Linked DNA regions of Mus musculus: region 1 is linked to region 2. A link is a loop called in an ENCODE intact Hi-C map of the cell type or tissue named here. Cell type or tissue: heart. All regions are shown on one strand. Links, peaks and the distances in the headings refer to the core of each region. The heading gives the core; the rest is flanking DNA. Region 1 overlaps Hprt (hypoxanthine guanine phosphoribosyl transferase). Region 2 has its middle 36 kb from the start of Fam122b.

Region 1 (10,363 bases), core at 2,665-7,664, 210 kb after region 2:
GATGAAAGAAAAAAAACAAAAGTTCTTATCAAAGCAGTTCTACTGTCTAACAGACATATAATAATGGTAAAAAATATTAACTACTCTCAGTAACCAACAATTAGGGGTTCTTTCACCCTCAACCCCCCAAAAATGTTTTCCCTCTGTACCTGTGGGTTCCGAATGTTTGGATTCAACCAGCCTGAGATTGTAAATTTTTGAAAAACAAAATCAGATCCATATTGAACAGGATTTTGTGTTTCATTCCCTCAACAATACAGTCTAACAACTTTTTACATAACTTTCATATAGTGCTATATATTACTGGTAATATAAAGATGATTTAAGGTATATAGAAGGTGGTGTCAGGAACACCTCTCTACACATATCGGCAAGGATAACTTCAGCTTTCCCTGTCTTGAAGAAATGCCCCCCAGAGCCTCCCCTGAACAGTCTTGTGAGTTGTCCCAAGGCTGTTTTTTCACCCACCTCCCTATCTTGTGGAGGCTGCCTCCTGGGTTCTGGAAAGGCATGGGACTTTTGACCTTGCCTCCCCAATAAGAGTACAGCTGCAGGTCATAAAATCATTAGGCTGGAATCTGGAACTGACCTCCCGTGACAGCAACCCACTGTCTGAGCAATCCTGTGGGACCTGGGATCTGGGGAGCTGACACCATGCTGGTTTCCATGGTCTAAGTAAAAAACAAACAACACAAAACAAACCCCCAAAAGTCTCTGTATTCACTTGGGCCTTTTTCTTTTTCAGGCAAATCTATGATGAGCCCAAGCTAGCCTTTGTAGGTGTTGCTTTGTAGGACGGCTTGGCTCTGATAATGCTAAGAACTATAATGGAATGTGATGTTGAGGTGGTTCCAGTGGTCAGGGCAGGGTTCACCAAGGTGACCAATGAAGCAGCCATTCTGCTGAGTGGTGAGAAGGAATGTTAGGGTGAAGGGGCAGGGGAAAGCAGGATGCTGAGACAGGTTTGGGGACTGGTAGAATGATGCTGTGGTGGAGGCGAAGGAGTAATGAGGGATAAAAGAGAGAAGTGAGCAGGGGCTAACTTATATGTGGGTTTGTAGGCCACAGAGCAGTTTGTTTTCTGAAGTGCGAAGGAAGTGATATGATTTATACTTGGAAAAGATCATCTTCCTCTCAAAAGTAAAATAAATGAATAAAAATTTGAAAAATAGTAAAAATAAACAAAAATAGGGCTGGAACGCTAGCTCAGTAGTCAAGGATACTTGCCACCACGCCTAAGAACCTGGCTTCCATTCTAGGACCCTCATGGTAGAAGAGAACCAACTGTTGCAGGCTGTCTTCTGACCTCTATATGAATAAGGTATACATGCATGCTTTTCATGTGAAGTGAATCACAAATGACTTCAAGTACAGGGTGAGGAGTTAAGGCACTGAAACGAGGAGCTAGAGGTCAGCTGGGAGGCATTTATGGCAGTCCCAGGGCTTGAAGTAATTTGGGGGCCAGCTCAGAGATCCCAGAGCCTGCTTGGACATGACCAGGTCAGGTTGTCATAATGAGGAATAGTTTCTCCATCACTAAAGGACTTGGCTTTTTTATTTTATTTTATTTTATTTTATTTTATTTTATTTTTTTAGTAAAACTGAGTCCCACAAAGGATTCCAGCAGAAGAGAAACTCACTTTAACTAAAGCATATAATTTTTTGCCTTTCCTTTTAGTTCTTGTCTTTGAAATTGCTCCTTGCTACATTGCCCAGGCTGGCTTTGAACACCTGGGGTCATGATCCTCCTGCCCTTGCCTTGTGAGTAGCTGAAATAAACAGTACTCACTCACCATCACTTCTAGCTCCAACTAAAGGATTTGTTGTTTCCTTGGTTTCTTGAGATAGGGTTTCACATAGACCATCCTGATCTGGAACTTCTTATGTAGCTGAGGATAGCTTTTGAATTTCTGGGGCTGGAGAGATGGCTCAGTGGTTAAGAGCATTGACTGCTCTGCCATAGGTCCTGAGTTCAATTCCCAGCAACCACATGGTGGCTCACGGCCATCTGTAATGAGATCTGATGTACTCTTCTGGTGTATCCTTCTATCTCCACCTTCCCAGTGCCATCACCTTCCCTAATCACCTAAGAACAAGGCCTGCCTCTCCTGGTTCCTTCACAGCACAAGTTGTCTTTGAGCTGGAGTAGCTTAATGGTAGAGAACTTGGCTAGCATGTGTAAGAAGGCCTTGGGTTCAGTCTGATTTTTAAGCCTGGTTTTGGTAGCAGATACACATCTGTAATATCAGTCTGGCCAGAAGAAGCCCTGTTGCAAAAATAAAAACAAAATAATATTTAAAAAATGTCTGTTTCTCTAACTAGAATTAATCTAGCTTGTATTCCCCAACACATGGAACAGAGAAAAATGTTTCTAGAATCTTGAATGCAGGGAAGGACACCACTTGGTTAACCTTACAAGCTTAATGGTAACACAGTTAACATCTATAAATCCTCTCCATAGAGAATTAAAATAGGGACCTACCAATATTTACAGATGATTCTAAGAATCTGTAAAGGAGAAGTGCAAAAGCTTTTATGTAACAGACCAGCAACACATTCTTAGGCAGCAATATTCTTGAAATACGTGCTTAGATGTTTCTGTTAAAACACATTATCTCGGGGACTGTCGAGATGACTCAGCAGTTAAGAGCACTGACTGCTCTTCTGAAGGTCCTGAGTTCAAATCCCAGCAACCACATGGTGGCTCACAACCATCCGTAATGAGATCTGACACCCTCTTCTGGTGTGTCTAAAGACAGCTACAGTGTACTTAAATATAGTAATAAATAAGTCTTGGGCTGGAGCAAGCAGAGGCCCTGAGTTTAAATCCCAGAAATCACATGATGGCTCACAACCATCAGGACAGCTACACTGTACTCATATACATAAAAGAAAAATAAATAAATCTAAAAAAAATGTATTGTCTCCTCACTTAGACTCAACCAAGGTTACTAAAAACCTGGGATTTCTGCTTCCATTTTGTCTGGCTGAAAGGACAGAGGTAAGTCATCCTTAACCTTTGGTCGAGTTACCTAGGAATCATGGGACAGCGGAATCTTGCAGGACAGGTGGGAGTAATTATCCATGACGACATACCCTGCAGCAGAGTGATAGCTGCAGAAACCAAGATAACTCCCTCAAGGGAGAAACGATGACAGGGATAAGGGTTTCTCGGGCTCATCTTGCAAAACCAAACCTGGCTTGGTCAGGGCTTCGGAATCATGCCTCTCTTACATTTTCCCCCAGCTTCTTCTATCTCGAACTAAACCTCATGCGGGTACTCTGGATTATCTTGGAGTCACTAGACCCCTTTATCCCTCTCAACGTTGCAACATTAAATAAATCTTTTCTTTCCTTTTTTAAAAAAAGATTTATTTATTTTATGTCCCTTTTCAGACACACCAGAAGAGGGAATCGGATCCCATTCCAGATGGTTGTGAGCCACCATGTGGTAGTTGAGTGTTGTGGGCCACCATGTGGTTGCTAGGAATTAAACTCAGGACCTCTGGAAGAGCAGTCAGTGCTCTTAACCGCTGAGCCATCTCTCCAGCCCCTAAATAAATCTTCTCACAATGACTTTTTTTTTTAGTGCATATTGGGGGTGGGTGGCTGAGTCTAGCTTGTTGGAGATGCTCTTCCCTGGGCTTCTGCTCCCTTGCCCCCCCCAAAAAAAAAACCCTCCAGTTATAATTCCTAAAATGGATATATGCTTTCCTATGTCTCTAACAACTTCTAACAACTTTAACGCAATTTTGTTTTCTTTCTCAGCATCCATTTTGCAGGACTGTAATGAAAATGAAGTCCTGGAGGACTGAGGTGGGGTAGTTGTAGGCATTTTGCTCCTATACTGAACAGCCACAGCAAAGTACAGCTTCCTTTCAGATTTTACCCCTCCTGTTACCCTGAAAATGACTGCTACCTCTCAGTGACTCCCTTTCCCTGTCTTACATACCGACTATATTTGATTTGTGGAAAGTTGGTTTTTAAAAATGACATCGTCAGGGGGTTGGTAATATAGCTCAGGAAGTAGACTGTCTAACATGCACAAAGCCCTCGGTACAACCTCTAACACTACATAAACTGGGTTAAATTCCAAAATTTGGGAGGTGGAGGCAGGAGGATCAAAAGCACAAAGACATTCAGCAACAGAATTCAGTTCAAGGGATAGAGGTGGGTGGGGGTGGGGGCGGAAAAAAAAAGAATTCAGTTCAAGACCAACTTAGGCCTATTGAGAACTCTAACTCAACAAAATTATCAGCATTACATACCCTCAAGTTAGGTTAAATAAATGCAGCTTTCTTTCCCAGCTGTTAGCTACACTCTGGTTGGCTTAGACAACCAGCTAAAACATTATACTAAAAACAGAAAAATCCTCCATGATAAACTGTAGCAAGTATCAGGCAGATCTGGGCTAAATCTGGGTTCTGTCATGGTTTAACAATAACTTTTGAAGCATTTTTTTTCCAGTAATAACTAATGTTGTGGGGGCATTTGTCACATGTCAGGTCACTGTCCTATCTCACCTGCCCTATTTCTTTCCTTTTTAAAAAAGATTTATTTATGTCCCTTTTCAGACACACCACAAGAGGGAATCAAATCCCATTCCAGATGGTTGTGAGCCACCACGTGGTTGCTGAGTGTTATGAGCCACCATGTGGTTGCTCAGTGTTGTGAGCCACCACGTGGTTGCTGAGTGTTGTGAGCCACCATGTGTTTGCTGGGAATTGAACTCAGGACCTCTGGAAGAGCAGTCAGTGCTCTTAATCTCGGGTCAAGGTCCTATCTCACCTGCCCTATTTCTTTCCTTTTTAAAAAAGATTTATTTATGTCCCTTTTCAGACACACCACAAGAGGGAATCGGATCCCATTCCAGATGCTTGTGAGCCACCATTCATTATTGTAGCTAATGAATGCTTCAGAGAGGCCCATGAAGAAAACAGTACTGGAGCCGGGCAGTGGTGGCTCACGCCTTTAATCCTAGCACTTGGGAGGCAGAGGCAGGTGGATTTCTGAGTTCGAGACCAGCCTGGTCTACAAAGTGAGCTCCAGGACAGCCAGGGCTATGCAGAGAAACCCTGTCTCGAAAAACCAAAACAAACAAACAAAAAATAATAATAAAAATAAAAAATAATTAAAAGAAAACAGTAGTGGGCTGGTGAGAGCTCAGCAGGTAAAGGCACTGCTGCCAAGCCTGATGCCCTGAATTCGTGCTGACACCTACAAGGTGGGAGGAAGAGAACCTATGCCCCAAAGTTGTCCTTTGACCTCCACACACCCTTTATGGAAGGAGTGCACCCCTCCAAAAATGGAAGAGAAAAAGACAACACCACTCCCAATACCAGGTTGTAAATGTCAGTAATTAGATGCCAAATTAAGTAAAGAGTAGAGAATCTACACAGCTCTTAGCTACTTACTCATTCAACAATCATCATGTAAGCTCCTAATTTTTCTTTTTAAAAAGCTTTATTTATTTATTTATTTATTTATTTATTTAATGTATGTGAGTACACTTTGGCTGTATGGATGGTCGTGAGCCTTCATGTGGTTGTTGGGAATTGAATTTTTAGGACCTCTGCTTGCTCTGGTCACCCCTCCCCACTCCAGTCAACCCCACTCTCTTACTCCCAAAGATTATTATTATTCATAAGTACACTGTAGCTGTCTTCCGAAGCACCAGAAGAGGGCGTCAGATCTCATTATGGGTGGTTGTGAGCCACCATGTGGTTGCTGGAATTTGAACTCAAGACCTTCAGAAGAGCAGTCAGTGCTCTTTATGAGCTGAGCCATCTCGACAGTCCCCTAAGCTCCTATTTTTCTAAGGCACTGATCAACTCATCTAATGCACACCAGTGAATGACAGATGGCAACTCAGCTAGAATCCACACCCTTGGCAGGCAGAGGCAGAAGTGTCCTGAGTTTGAAGCTAGTCTGGATTAAGAGAGCCCTGCCTCAGTATAGACAAAAAGATAGTTCAAAAATGTTTTGCCTGCTGGGCATGGTGGCACACCTCCTTTAATTTGAGCACTAGGAAAGTAGAGGCAGATGGCTGGCTGTGAGTTCGAGGCCAGCATGGTTTACATAGTGAGCTCTAGGACAGCTGGAAGTATGTAATAGACAGACCTTGTCACAAACAAGGTGGTTTGCCTCCTATGGAACTCATATTCTAGCAGGGGGTTAGGCAAATAGTAAAAAAAAAAAAAAAAAATGAACACAAGCCAGGCATGGTGGCGCACACCTTTAATCCCAGCACTTGGGAGTCAGAGGCAGGCAGATTTCTGAGTTTGAGGTCAATCTGGTCTACAAAGTGAGTTCCAGGACATCCAGGGCTATACAGAGAAACCCTGTCTCAAAAAAAACCAAAACAAACAAACAAACAAATGTAAACTACATGGCATGCTATTCATTTAATCACCTCAAACTGCCAACAGCCAAGTAGGGAATTGCTTTACCTATAAAAAAATGGTCATCTTACATGGCTCAACCCAACAGAGGTGATAGTGCAACGGAATGAAAGGACTAAGAAGGCTCTGCAGTGGGGGCCGAGCAAAGTGTTAACTAGAGGATCCAGGTGGACCTCGGTAGGTGTTATTTTATGGTAGGAAAGGACTCAGGAGTTACTTGACACTGCATTCACATTAATACCACCAGGCTATGCAGAAGAAATGAGAAAACAGAAGGAAACATATCTTGTAAATTAGGAAGTTAGAGGAGTTTGGCAACCTTTTTATTTAATTACATTTATTTGTCAGCTTAGTAGGTGTGTGGAGGCGAGGGGACAACTTCTGGAGTCCTCTCCTTTCAGCATGCAGGTGCTCCTAGGGATGGCAGCAAACCTTTGCCCACTGACCCATTTCACCAGCCTAACTGCAGCAAGTTCTTGTTATCATTTAAAGTTCCCCACTTCACTGCTGGAAATAAGAACACAGTCTGAAAGGAATGTAAATATGCACTGTGCTACAAGGTTGCTAGCTCATACCTCGTGATAACAAGAGGGCAAACAGGACTTTTGGTCCCAAATATTTCTTACTCCCAAAAGACAAAACAATGTTTTACTGTTACTGTTCTCTGGTCAATAAAGCTTTATCCAAACCAAAAGGGTAACAGGACATACCTGAAAACAAACTATAGGTCAGATTGTAGTCTGAACAACCTCACAGAAAACGAGGAGAAAACATGTTCTTTTTAATAGAAGACAGGTTAGGAAATGGTGCTGAGTGTCTGTAATTTACTGTTTCCAGTAGGTAGACGCTTCCCTCGCTCTACCAACCCATTCCACCAGATAACCATGACCTGCAATACTTGCTGAGGAGTACCATTAAATTAGCTATAAAACGTAAGCAAAGGGGAACCCATGGAAAACTGTACTGAATTAATCTGTAGAGAAATGACAGACATGGAGAATTTCTTTAAAGAGACAGTCCTTAGTTTTAAGGACTTTTACACGAAAGAATTCAAAAAGTGGCGAATTTTTAGAATTTATTTATTTGCATTTAAAAGGAACTGTTGACAACGATTTACTGAAAGTGGGAAAATACAGCCAACACTGCTGAAACATGTTTATTCCACTGAGCAAAACCTCTTAGATGCTGTTACTGATAGGAAATCGAGAGCTTCAGACTCGTCTAAATTAACAATATCAATCACATCTTTCTCTCCTGAATATATAAAAATTAAAATACCAATTAAAAAACTAATATAGCTTCTCTTTAAATCCTTCTTACAGATACAATCTCAGTATTATTATTTAAAAGTGGTAATTTAAGAGATTTGTTTTTCTTACAAGATAAGCGACAATCTACCAGAGGGTAGGCTGGCCTATAGGCTCATAGTGCAAATCAAAAGTCTGGGGACGCAGCAACTGACATTTCTAAAAATAAAACAGTAACATTCATAGAAGGTTCATGCAAAAAGCTTTACTAGGCAGATGGCCACAGGACTAGAACACCTGCTAATTTTACTGGCAACATCAACAGGACTCCTCGTATTTGCAGATTCAACTTGCGCTCATCTTAGGCTTTGTATTTGGCTTTTCCAGTTTCACTAATGACACAAACGTGCTATAAAATAAAAGACATTCTCGTTAGAAAAGCGGATTCTAAAGAGGTAATAACAGCATTAAAGGGTCCTCCTACGTTGTCTGGGTTTCTACCAAACAAGGTATTTTGGACCAGCAACTTGAAGAGGACATAATTTGAAAACAAAGCAGAACTATAGTCCATTAGTTTGCTTTTTCTTTGTCTTAGTACGTAACTTTGAGAAACATAAAGCTGAAATCAAAACAGGTAAGTGAAATAAAAAATACGCTTTAGGTAATATTGCCCATGGAGACTTTCTAACTGCTCCTGGACCATGCTTATAAACTCACCCAGAAGACTCCTTCCTGCCTCCAGAATGGGAGGCAGGGATCTGAAGCAGAGTCAATTACAAAATTGAAACTGAATCGTTTATTTCTTACTTATGACTATATCATGTGAAATAACAATAAGACAGTTGTTGTATATTAAAGCTGTTCAACTACTTCAGCCAGCAAGAAGTGTCACCGTAGCCTGGCCAAGTTCCAGTTCTAAGGACGTCTGTACTTGACTACAGCTTTATGTGACTAATGGGAACCATCAGTCGGGTCAAATTACGAGGTGCTGGAAGGAGAAAACAATTCTTCCCTTTCCTCAATTTTTATGTGGGTTTTTGAAAAATGAGAGCGAGAAAAAAAAAAGCATTACTTACATTCAAATCCCTGAAGTACTCATTATAGTCAAGGGCATATCCAACAACAAACTTGTCTGGAATTTCAAATCCAACAACTGTAAATAAATAATCATAGTTTATTCTTTAGAGAAAATAATACTTTCAATTCTAATTCTTGCAAATGTACCTTCCTCACAAATGTTCTCTAAAGTAACCCTAAGCCATTTCATAGTTAACTTTTTCAGTTATAAGATGGATAAATGATTGGCCAAAGGGCATCTACTTACAGTCTGGCCTGTATCCAACACTTCGAGAGGTCCTTTTCACCAGCAAGCTGTTAATTACAAAAAATTACATGTGGCATATGGAAAGACTACAGAGCATTACAAAGAAAACATCAGTGTTCTTAAGTAGTATCATCTGCATTCAGAATAAGGACAGCTTCGCAGACCCATAGGAAGGCTGAAAGGGAGAAGAACTAAATCACAGAGAGGTCACATGAAGGTCAAGGCCCCCGACTGATCACCACCTGGAACCTGGTAAGATGCTTCTGAGAGCAGAATCCTAACTAAAGAAGGTAAGACATGCTCTTTCATCAGGACTTGTAATAACTGGCTCACCAATGGGAATTTTTTGCAGTGGATACTGAACTCAGAGCCTTGATCACATTAAGAATGTACTCGACCACTGAGTTACTCACTCAATTTTTTAGTTAATTACATTTTCAACTACTTGACTCTTGCTAAAAATGTAAGTTTTAAGCAGTTTTATTTTTAAATTTATACCTTTATTATTTATAGAAATCATGAATTTATGAATGTAGTTTGATTACATAATTATATAAAACTACAAAGTTAAATGCTAGTTATCTAATGCTTGTCATATATGCATACAACCAGAGTTGAAACCCTAATATCGCCCAAAAAAAGTTAATGGCTTTCAAAATTTTTATTTTTGTTTTCACTGAAGTCACAAAAGAAAAAAAAAAATCACACACAAAGGTCTCTAGTGTCGTATTTCAGCAGATTATCAGAACCAGAACATGGGCCTTGGTGAACTAAGCGGCCTTGTACAGATTTCATCAATTTTAATCACATAGAGACTAGTCTAATCACTACCACAATCAAGATACTCTGACTCATGCAAGGCTCCCTCCTGTATTCTCTCTCAACCCCTGGTAACCCCTAATCCATTCTCATCTGTCATTTCAAACGGGGTTATATAAGTAGAATCATACAGTTTTATTGCTTTGCCTTTGGTGTCCTACTATTATAATAGCCTTGAAAAAAATTAAAAATCTTGGGCATATCAAAACTGGGAGACAGGTAAGCATTTAAACAGAAAGAGCGAACACCTGCTTTATGTCCTCCTGAAGCACTGTACAGCTCCAGTAACACTCATCTCAACTGCTGCATATTGATGGCTGTTCCTATTTATTGCTGATTTCGTGGTATAAATGTGCTTCAAATTTGTTCAAATTTTGTTCTTCTTAATTCTGCATTATCACAAATGACGTGAACAGTCGTATTTGAGTAGGGAGATAGAAGACAGGTCTTCACTATATAGCTCAGGCTGCTTGTCTCAAATTCAGTGTGATCCTCCTGCCTTCAGTTTCCAAAATCTGAGATTACAGGGGTGAACCACCATACCTGACTATAAACCAATACAGATTTTTATA
Region 2 (10,363 bases), core at 3,314-8,313:
TGTGGTGGCACACACCTTTAGTCCCAGTATTCAGGAGGCAGAAGCAGATGGGTCTTTTTGAGGTCCAGGCCAACCTGGTCTATAGAGTGAATTCCACAACAGTCATGGCTACGCAGTGAGACCCTGTAGCAAACAAAAATGTATTATAAGTTGAGCAAGGTGGTGGATTATGGATTCACTTTTCATATTTATATAGTATTTTCTTTTATGAACAGTCTACATTTTTAATTGATTCTTAATTGATGGTCATTTAGGTTCTTTAATTCTCTTTATATTTCTTTCTTTCCTATTTTTCATGTGTACTTGCATGGTCGAGAATGCCACATTATGTCTGTAGAGGTCAGAGGACACCCTGAGGGAGTCAGTTCTTTCCTGACACCATGTGAGCTTGGGGGATTGTGTTCAGGTCATCAGGCTTGGTGGCAAAATCCTTACCCACTGAGCCATCTCACTTGCCCCACTAAAGAGTTTGTTAAATAGCATGTTAATGTGTATAACTATAGGATTTTACATCTTCCTCTTTCTTTCTTTCTTTCTTTCTTTCTTTCTTTCTTTCTTTCTTTCTCTCTCTCTCTCTCTCTCTCTCTCTCTCTCTCTTCTTTCTTTCTTTCTTTCTTTCTTTCTCTTTTCTTTTTTGAGAAAGGTTTTTTTTATCTTTGTTTCTATCTGTATTTCTATAAAAATCATTTGGGGGAGGCAAGGATTCTCACTGTGTGTCAGAGGTTGGACTCCCAACTTCTGATTCTCCTGCGTCAGCCTGTTGAGTATCTGAGATTACAACTGTGTACTAACATGTCTAGGTGAGATTCTTAGAGGTACTTCAAAGGGCATGCATTTTCACTTAGTTTCCCTTCAGAAAGACAACACAAGTTCAGTATGTATTTAAAATTCCCTGTGCTTGGCTGCACAAAACTTGCAGAAAAACAACAGTGAGCTTTCTGCAGGGATGGGGCTCATGAGCGCCCCCTGCCTCTAGTCAAGGTTCTACTGACAATTGATGGCTTCTAGGGGAGGGAGACTTGGTATTCTTTAAGGGTGTGGCTCCTAATAGGTCGACTGCACTCCAATCAACAGCTCACACTCAGAGACACACATGGGCAGCACAAATTGGACCTTAGTGGGTTACAAAAAAAAAAGGGGGGGGCACAAAGTTGGATGTGAATAGTGTGGGAAGGTAAATTTGAAAGGAGTTTAAGGGGCTGAGTGGAGGGGAATATGATCGAGATACATTGTTTGCATGCATGAAATTCTCAATGAATTAATAAAACATCATATTTAAAATTTAAAATTAAAATCAAACTGTGAAAAGGGTATATAGGGAAAAGGGTATAATATATCTCTCCTCAGAAGCAACCAATGCTAACAGCTTCTGGCAGATTCTTCCAGGGATAGTCTGTGAATTGCATATGTATTTGCATATTTTTATAGGCATTGCTTAAGCCATGCCTTCAAACTACAAAGATTATACCAGTTTATGATTTCCTAGTTTCCCCTAGATATTATTCGAGGGTTCTAGAAAGACCCCAGTATAAAGAATAGATATCATTCATTCATAGTAAATGTATTCGGATGCTTCTAAATTCTCAATTCTAAATGAATTCCCTGCCACGTTCCCAATCTACTTTAGCTCCTTTACCCCCAGAAGCAATTGGTTTCCATTTCTTGTGTATACTGGCAGAGAAAGTATGCATGTACAAAAAAAAATTCCACATTTTCTTTTTCTCCCCCCAAAATTTTACACAATAAGTAGCATATTTATTTGGGCATAGAGGGAAACATTATTTTTGAAAGAGAATCTCTCTGTGTAGCCTCATATGGCCTGCAATGTGGCTCAGGCTGGCCTCTGAAAAATCCCGTTGTCTCCCATCCAAGCACTAAGCCTGCCTGACCGACCCAATTAGCTTCTGAGATCAGAAGAGACCAGTCAGGGTGGAACGGCTTCATAGTTGATGGCAGAGTGGGGGTTGGGAAGGACTCAGTTTTCTCTGAGGGGCTGACCACTGGGAACTTGACCATACTCTAGTGAGTATGTAGGCAACACAAATTGGTCTTGTTTTTTTTCTTCTTCTTCTTTTTCTGGTGTTAGGGTGGGTGGGGGGAACAGGGGAGGTAGGCAAGTCTGGAAGGACTGAACAGTGAGTGTGATTGGGGTACATTATGTGAAGTTTCTAAATGATCAATAAAAAATTATGGTGAAAAAAGAAGTACAAATCTCTCAAGTGGTCATAATGGAAGAACAGACTTTTTAAATGATACACAGTAAAAAAAAAATTCATTAAAAAAGTCCTGCTGTCTCAACTTTCCAAACACTAGGATTACAGGACTGATCTACCATGCACAGCTTGTATGAGCTATTATAAAATAGCCTACATTACCCCCCTCCCCCTTAAAACTGTGAGAGACTTAAATAACAATTGTTTGTTTTCCACGGTGCTCTGTGTGTAAGCTGGATGGTTCTTTTGTTCAGGGCCCAGCTCGACTGACGTTAACTTATCAGTTAAGTCACTTAGAGACCAGTTGCTCTGTCCTGGTTCCAGCCAGTATTATCAGGCTCCTCTGTCTGTTACCTTCAGCCATCTAGTGGAAAGGAGTTATTGTGATGCCAGGAGGCAATCCGAGATCTGGCTTCGTCTTTTATGACACTTACACTCGCTCTTTTCTTTTTCTCTGCCCTCTGTGTGTGTGTGTGGGCGGGGTAGGTTTAGACAGGACATTGTGTAGCCCCAATTGTCCTCAAACTATGTAGCTAAAGCTGGCCTTGAACTCCCGATCCATTTATCTTCACTTCCCAAGTGCTTACATTACAGGATTGTGCTACCAGGCCTGGCTCCTCCATCCCTGATTTATTTTTATTTGTTTTGAAGATATAGGTTTGCTTTGTAGCCTAGACTGGTCCTCAAATTTTAAAATACACACACACACACACACACACACGCACACGCACACGCACACGCGCACACTCAGAGAGAGAAAGAGACAGAGAGAGAGAGAGAGACAGAGAGACAGAGATTTTTTACATTGTAGCCCTAGCTGATTTAGATTTCACTATATAGACCATGCTGGTCTTGACTCTGTTTCGGGTGATCCTTCGGCTTCAACCCCATAAGTACCTGGGATTACAGGTATTAATTTATGTTTATTTGCTTGTTTTTCTTTTGCCTTGTTATTGTTTTGTTGTTTTGAAGCCTTCAACCCCAAATAGCCAGAGACAGACCTGAACTCCTTGCTTAGAATGCTGCTATCTGTTTCATGTCTGTGAGCGTAATGATCGAGGCTGTCTTGTTCAGGTTGCTATCCTTTACTCTATGTATAATGTTAATACTCTACTAGCATTTATTAAATTAATAAATGATAGAATGACTTGGTCCTCATACTCACTAACACAGCTCACCACATGCTAGTTGAAAGAAAAAGAGTGAACAACATGGGGGTGAGGCATGAGATCTAAATGCATATTTTCTCCAGCTCTCCCCACTTTCAGTTCTTGCTCTTTCCGTGCCAGTATCTCCTTTCTATCTTTTCTCCCAAATTTATGTTTCCATTTGTTAAATAAAACCTTCAGCAGTGCCGATGTGCATAAACCATGTGCCGTCATCAAAAGTAAGAAAGCTTGGAAATTCTCAAGTGAAATCAGACACTAGCATATAAAGTGCTTTGAAATGCCCTGCTTTCTTATCTTTCTGTAATGGTGTCCTCATGGAGCAAAACTAGAACACTGAGAACTAACCAGGGCTAAAAATCATTCCAACATATGTTTCCTCTTACTGCCGCAACTGCTTCCACCCTCTCACGGCAGACATACAGTATCTAGACTTTCGCTAATTAACTTGCAACTCTAACTGCTAGAACTCCATTTCTTTAAGAAAAAACATTCTGGGCACCAAAAAAAAAAAATATCAATAAATGTTTGCAATGGAACACGTTGCAAAATTTGGCAACTGTCTATTTATGAGCGCCTGTTGATGGAATGTATTAATGAGCCCTCAAGCTAGCAATTACCCTCGTGGTTTTGTTTTGGGTTTTTTTTTTTCATTTCCTCCTTCTCTCTCCCTCCTTTTCTTTTTCTTTCTTTTTAAAATCTTTTTTTTTTTTGAGACAAGGTCTTACTGTATCACCCTGGCTGGCCTGGAATTCACTTTTGTAGATCAGGCTGGCCTCAAACTCACAGATAACTGTGTCATTTAAGTGTTAGGATTAAAGGTGTGGACTCCCATGCTCACCCTTTAGAATTTTTTTAACTTGGTTTGTTATTTTTATACAGCCTTCGATAGCCTTATACTCACACCCTTCCCGCATCTACCTCCTGACTGCTGGCCTTAAGGGTGTACACAACCACACCCAGTTAACCTTGTTTTTTTGGTTTCTTACCACTAGAAATCCTTGATGCAGTTGTTTTTATAACGTGTTTTCGATGTGTAGAATAAGGCCTTCTTTATATGTTGATTTTTGCCTCAGAAGTTGAATGAGTCACTTGATTTTATAAGCCTGGAAAAACAGGCTTTCTCTAAAATAGTCATTGTAAAAGAAGCCCCTTGCTAACAGATCCTATTGTTGCTAACACAGTAATTATAAATTATAATTATAAATTGACCCAATAAAACATTACTTTGTCCTTTTTGCCAGCTTAAAAGGCATTACAGAACAACTGAATGCTTAGGCAGAATGGAGCAGCTTGACTTTTGCCACAGTTCTGTTTTCTTCCTATTTTTATAGATGGTTTAGAGTTTTGATGAAATATATAAAGAAGCATGCTGATTAGCAGAGATTTATTACAGTAAATTGTGGGGTGTGTGTGTGTGTGTGTGTGTGTGTGTGTGTGTAAACTCTTTGATAGATGTGAACTTAGGATAACTACGAACTTGAGTTTAGATTTTGGGGAGTAATCTTTCTATAAGGTACTGAGAAAGTACTGGGTGCCACTTGGAGACTGTGTGAAAAGGGGGGAAATGTGTACAGTGAAAATAAAAATTGCTGGACTTATACCAGGTGGAAACCGCTCTGTCTGTGGCCTTTGCTGCAAAATCAAGCATATTTTCTATATGCTGCATTAATTTGTTGTATGAAAGCACTTCAGTACTGAGAATATGTTTGAAAGGAACTCATTGCCATCCAGGATATTGAAGTTTTATGGGTTAGCACCCTACTGTGATGAGCTAAAAGGCCCGAGTGAGGATCCAGAGTCTCGAATCCAGTCCTGGAAAGCCCTGTTTCAATTACCTGCAGATGTCAGTGTGGGTCTGAGTGTGATTCAACAGCATGTTCCAGGATGTGGTCAGACGGTTGAAGCCCAGTTGTGAACCAGTTGCTTATTAAACAAACACCAGTTCCTTGTGGATGAGAAATATGAGCTGCAAGGACCCTTATATGCCTGAAATCAATCAACCTTTCCCTCTCCCTCTCCCTCCCCTCTCCCTCTCCCCTCCCTCCCTCTCCCTTCCCTCCCTCCCCCCACACTCGCTTACTTTCCTTCTCTGTCTCTCTGTCTCTCTCTCTCTGTCTCTCTCTCTCAAAAGTTAAACAGGAATGGAAACTCTAGTTACACAATTCACAAATAATGTCCTCTTGTTCCCACCCCTGATGCTTTGACCAGTCTTTCTTTGATTAGTTGTAGTGCTAGACAAGTAGATTTAATGTCTCTGGGTTTATTAAACTTGACTCCAAACCAGATGGCCAGCCCAATGTTGCATTATGAGCCGGGTTGGTTTACTTTCTGCTGGTAAAACATGTTTAAGCACAAAGCTGAAAATTCAAATCCTCACTGTAAAAGAATATCAGTGTTGCCAACGCTTGTGGCTCGTCTTTTCTGTCCTGCAGGATTCTCCATTCTATCCATCTTTGAGACCTGTGTGGCCAGAGCATGTATTTAGCTAGGAAACTGTCAGATACACTTACATCAAAAGAACCATTCATTTCCAGGCTGTGACACAAATCTACCATCTGCTTTATAAGCTCATAAGCTTTCTCTTAATTATAATTATATATAATATACACACATATATATGAGTGTGTGTGCATATATATGTACATAAGTTGTCACTATCTTATGTTTACCTAACAACAAAATCTGTTTGGTAGAAGGTGGAAGGGTTTCTTTTTTTTTTTAATCAACTTATTGATTTTTCCATTTCTTTTTCATTTTTCCTTTACTGCATTTTGATTTATAATTTAGTCAGTTAGTTTTGAAACAGTCTCTCACTCTGTAGCTCAGGACGACAGTATCAAAAACCGATGTAGTCCAGGTTGCCCTTGAAGATCACTCATGAAGGTCACCCTGCCTGCAGGCTGGGGTCACAGGTGTGAAGCAGGAAGCCTTCCTCCTTTCCTTTCTTCTATTTTTTTTTCTTTCTTTTATATTTGTAAAAGAAGTTTCTTCATCTACTGATTTTCTTCCAGCACACCAAAAGCTATGTTGCCGGCCCAAGCAATCTGCCTTTTATAGAATTTTCATCTAAATTGTCCAGTCAGGGTTCATTTGGGGAGTTATTTTTATAACTTTGATTATTTTGTACATAGCTGAACGCTCTCTTAAATCTGTTTTTCTTTTATAAGCAAACTGTACAAATCACTGTGAAAAACTACCTTGACCTTGCAGCTATAAAAAAAAAATCACAAAGTATCCAACATCCCACAAGTGTTCAATGCAAATTTCCCCCGATGTTGGTTTTATTTTTTTTATTATTCTCCAGTGTTCTTAATGTCACTTATGGGTTTGAATATTGAATTTACACTTTAAGAACATTTATTTGGTCAGGGACTGCTGGTCTTTTAGTTGCATGTGAGAAATCAAGGATCTTATCCCACATTGTCAGCATTTCTTTTATTTTCACAAAGCCGAAGAAGCTGTATATTCCGAAGTCACCATGTGCTTAGCTTTGTAATCAGCACAGCGATGTGTGTGTACTGAAAGCTAGCGGCAGGGAGGCAAAAGGCAGGAAAAGCCGCTGCCTTCCCTATCAGTTAGCTCTCGCCATCCGGCGCTCTGGAAGGCTGCCGTGGACATTCTGTGTGCATTTTGAGAAGGGAACTAGTGCTGCCCTGTCAGCTTTCTTCATCTAACACCCACGTCTAATTTGCTCCAGGTTTCTGGCATGGTATTGTCCTGGTGGGAGTGACCGGTGTTCCATTACGATCTGCAGCAATTGTGGGGGTCTCTAGAAAGAAGCAACAGAGACGCTGTTAACCCATCCCCTGTTCCTTCAAAAAGGGAGAAACAGGGAAAGGGGGAGGAATTTCCAAGCCGTCCTGAGAGAGTCTGAAGAAAGGACTCTGGTAGGGCAACGTAGTTCTCTTCCTTTGACTAGGGATGTCCCGTGCCTTTGCGTTTGCAGGTTTTCTCTCAGTCACTCCACAGCCTCAGTTCTCCACACAGCTTCCAAAGAAAGGACAGACTACTTTCTCAGAGTTAGATGTCCCCCCATAGTGGTGCAAGAGCAGAGCTAACTGGGGTGCGGAGACACATTTTACTGGATCACTGGCGCCGTTCATGGATAATGTAAACATTTACTCGTGGCGCTTTTCCTGTAACGTCAGTCATATAGGCGAGAATTAGTCACTTAAATGGGAAGATTGAGACTCCGTTTTGTATGTTTGTTTTTAAAGGTTTATTCTTTTTTTTTTAATTCTTGAGAAAGAGTTTAGGACATTTTTATGTTTATATTTACCTGTATGTATGTGTGTGCACAACACCATGTGTGTGCACCACACCATGTGTGTGCCTGGTGACTGCAGAGGTCAGAGGAAGGCATTAGATCCTGCGGATAAAAAAGAAAATCAGTTTTATTTTTTCTTTATGGTGTATATATATATATATATATATATATATATATATATATATATATATGTGTGTGTGTGTGTGTGTGTGTGTGTGTGTATACATATATATATGTGAAACGTTTTTTGTTAGTCTTTCATGTGTTTGTCGCTATCTAGGCTGCTTTCATATCTTACCTCTGCTGAATAGGACAGCAATAACCCATATTCATGAGCAGATAGTCAATGGAGAGGTGAGCTCACAAGAAGGTTGGCTGAAGAGCAGAAGACTAGACCATGAAAATGGAGGAAAGATAGGAGGAAAGCTTCTAGCAAATATATTGCCTTATTTAACCAGCACTTCTTTAGCATTTGTGACGTTAAAGAGTCACGGGGTGGGAGGAACAGACCAGAGAAAAGACATTTTTGGAGGGTGATGATTGAAGAAGGATGCTGCGGAAGTCTTAGTCACATTAATTTTGCAGACTAGAAAGATCCTGCAAGACCAAGAAAGGAAAGTGGCATTTATTCTAAAACTTTGGTGGTATCCTAAGGCTCTGGTGACTAGAAGGGTAGGAGAGTCCCTGTGTAATGGCTCTTACTGCTGTTGGATAAAAAGATAGCTGTCTTCCTGAGATCAGTAATCTATGACATAAGAAAGAAGTCAGGGAACCCTACCAAGCAATGTTGTTTAGTAGAATTTTCTGTGGTGATAATAGTGTGCTAAGTTTATGATATCCCATTCAGTAGCCAGGGTTATTGAAAACTTGAAATGTGGCTAACACAATAACAAAACTGAACTTATACATCAGATTCATTTTAATTTCATTCCACTTAAATAGCCACATAAATTTACCATGTAGGATAAATAAGAGAAAGGATAAAAATGGAAGAAAGTAGGAACGGAGAGATTCTAGCGCAGACTGGGAAGAAACAATATTCAGGAAAAAAATCATCTGAGACCAGCAAGACCAGTGGGCAAAGCACTTGCAGTGGAAGTCTCATGACGTGACTTAGGTCCCTAGAACTTACATAAAGGTAGGACAGAACAGACCCTATTAAATGTTCCTCTGACCTCCGCACAGAGACCATGACACATGCATTTTCTTCCAACCATACACAAGCAATACAATGTAAAAAAACATCTTTACCTGATGGGATGTGTTCAAAGACTGCTCATTGTTGGGGGGCGGGGATCCTGACCACAGTTTCAAATTTTCATCAATCTAATTGTCAAGTTCTGAGGAAGACGACTGAGTTGGGGCTGAGGAGGAAAATTAGGCTATTCACAATATGAAGAATGACAGGACAGTGATGGAAATAAATGTTAAGTTGGCAGCATGAGCTGGTGGTTGAAATGGCCCAACATGACTCAAATGTACATGAGGCCAATTGGGTGCTTATTCCAGAGAAAGTTTCTTATGAAATAAGAAAAAAAAATAAAGGATATATAAAGGGGGGTTGTTGTGTAGTTTAATCCTAGAAAGTTTTCCTCAAGTGTATTCCAAGAGCTGCGTTTTATAATTAAACATGTCCTAGCTAATTTTGTTTATTTCTGGTAAATCTAATCCTTGACGGGGTCAAGGTAAGGTGACCTGGCAGATTCCATTGCTTGCTCACCTCTTATTATCAAAGCTTTAGGGCTGCTCACCACCTATCTCTGATGATGGGACTAGAGCTGCTAAGGGTTTCCACATAGACACAAGAAGTACAGTATTGTAGTATAGTGTAGTGCAAATCCATTCCTATTTAAAAAGTATCCTTTGTAGATGTTCTTGGGATGGGAGACAAGGTCAAGAGAAACTTTTTAACAAAATGGATACTTTGGTACAGAAGAAGAAAAATAAAGTGATGAGCATATAGAAACTGATTAGATAGAATTTTCTGTGTTTCTAAAAATTATGAACTTTAAAGGAGGTCTTCTTGAAGCCTAGGAATTATACAGAAGTTTAAAACACTTTCTTTTTTTAAAGCAGAAACATTTCTTCAGTCTTTCTCTTGTTTTCTCTACATAGTGTCATACACGTGCTAGGCAAGTATACTGTCAATGACTACATCCCCAGCCCTCTTCTGATCTTGGGACAGGGTCTCACTAAACTGACTTGTACAGTTTAATTCATTCTTGAATTCATTCTGTGTTGTCCATGTGGGCCATGAGTTTCAGTCCTCCTGTCTCACCCTCTTGAGTATCTGAAATTTATGTTCATACCACTAAGCCTGACTCAGTTTCATATTTTTAAATAGAGGAAAAAGTCTTTTAATTAGGCTTTCCTGTTAGGCTTTGCTTCTCATTTTCTTTGTGTCCTCATACTTTTGGAAGTGGCAAAAATGTGTCAAAAGCCCATTATGAGTAATCCTTATTAGAACATTTCCTCCAATATGAGATTAAAACTGAGCACACATCTCATTTATTATAGCCTGGTGGTCAGAACAGAGCATCATGGTCTCTCCATTCTTTATCATCCCAGCCAAGGCTTTAAGCGAAATAAAACAAATGTTGGCTCCTTAACTTGCCAATATCAGACCTAAGTCATTTCCTTTCTTGCCAGTCATTTTATGCATAAAGAAAAGCAGTCCAGAGCAGCAGGATGGCTCCATTGGTAAAAAGTGCTTG

What was found. Hi-C counts contacts between places; a loop is a spot of excess contacts. Peaks named below come from ENCODE experiments on the same cell type or tissue, not always from the same donor. Only the 100,000 strongest peaks of a DNase experiment are listed, where the experiment ranks them.
Region 1: a loop joins it to region 2, with 9 times the contacts of the local background. A loop is called at or near these places in 16 of 42 quality-filtered maps.

The regions. Positions count from the first base shown.
Region 1 is chrX:53,018,761-53,029,123 of GRCm38, reverse strand. It overlaps Hprt (hypoxanthine guanine phosphoribosyl transferase), which reads right to left. Exons shown (of 9, transcript NM_013556.2): 7 at 8,973-9,019; 8 at 8,725-8,801; 9 at 7,464-8,057. The coding sequence ends at 8,010. Among named protein-coding and RNA genes, the nearest start is that of Mir450b, 24 kb to the left of the region's middle. In heart, for the core only: CTCF peaks have their summits at 3,449 (motif pointing right) and 4,639; no DNase peak of the experiment used is centred there.
Region 2 is chrX:53,228,799-53,239,161 of GRCm38, reverse strand. It overlaps a transcript of Plac1 not described here. Among named protein-coding and RNA genes, the nearest start is that of Fam122b, 36 kb to the left of the region's middle. In heart, for the core only: a CTCF peak has its summit at 5,217 (motif pointing right); no DNase peak of the experiment used is centred there; H3K4me3 peaks cover 702 bases; H3K27ac peaks cover 2,258 bases.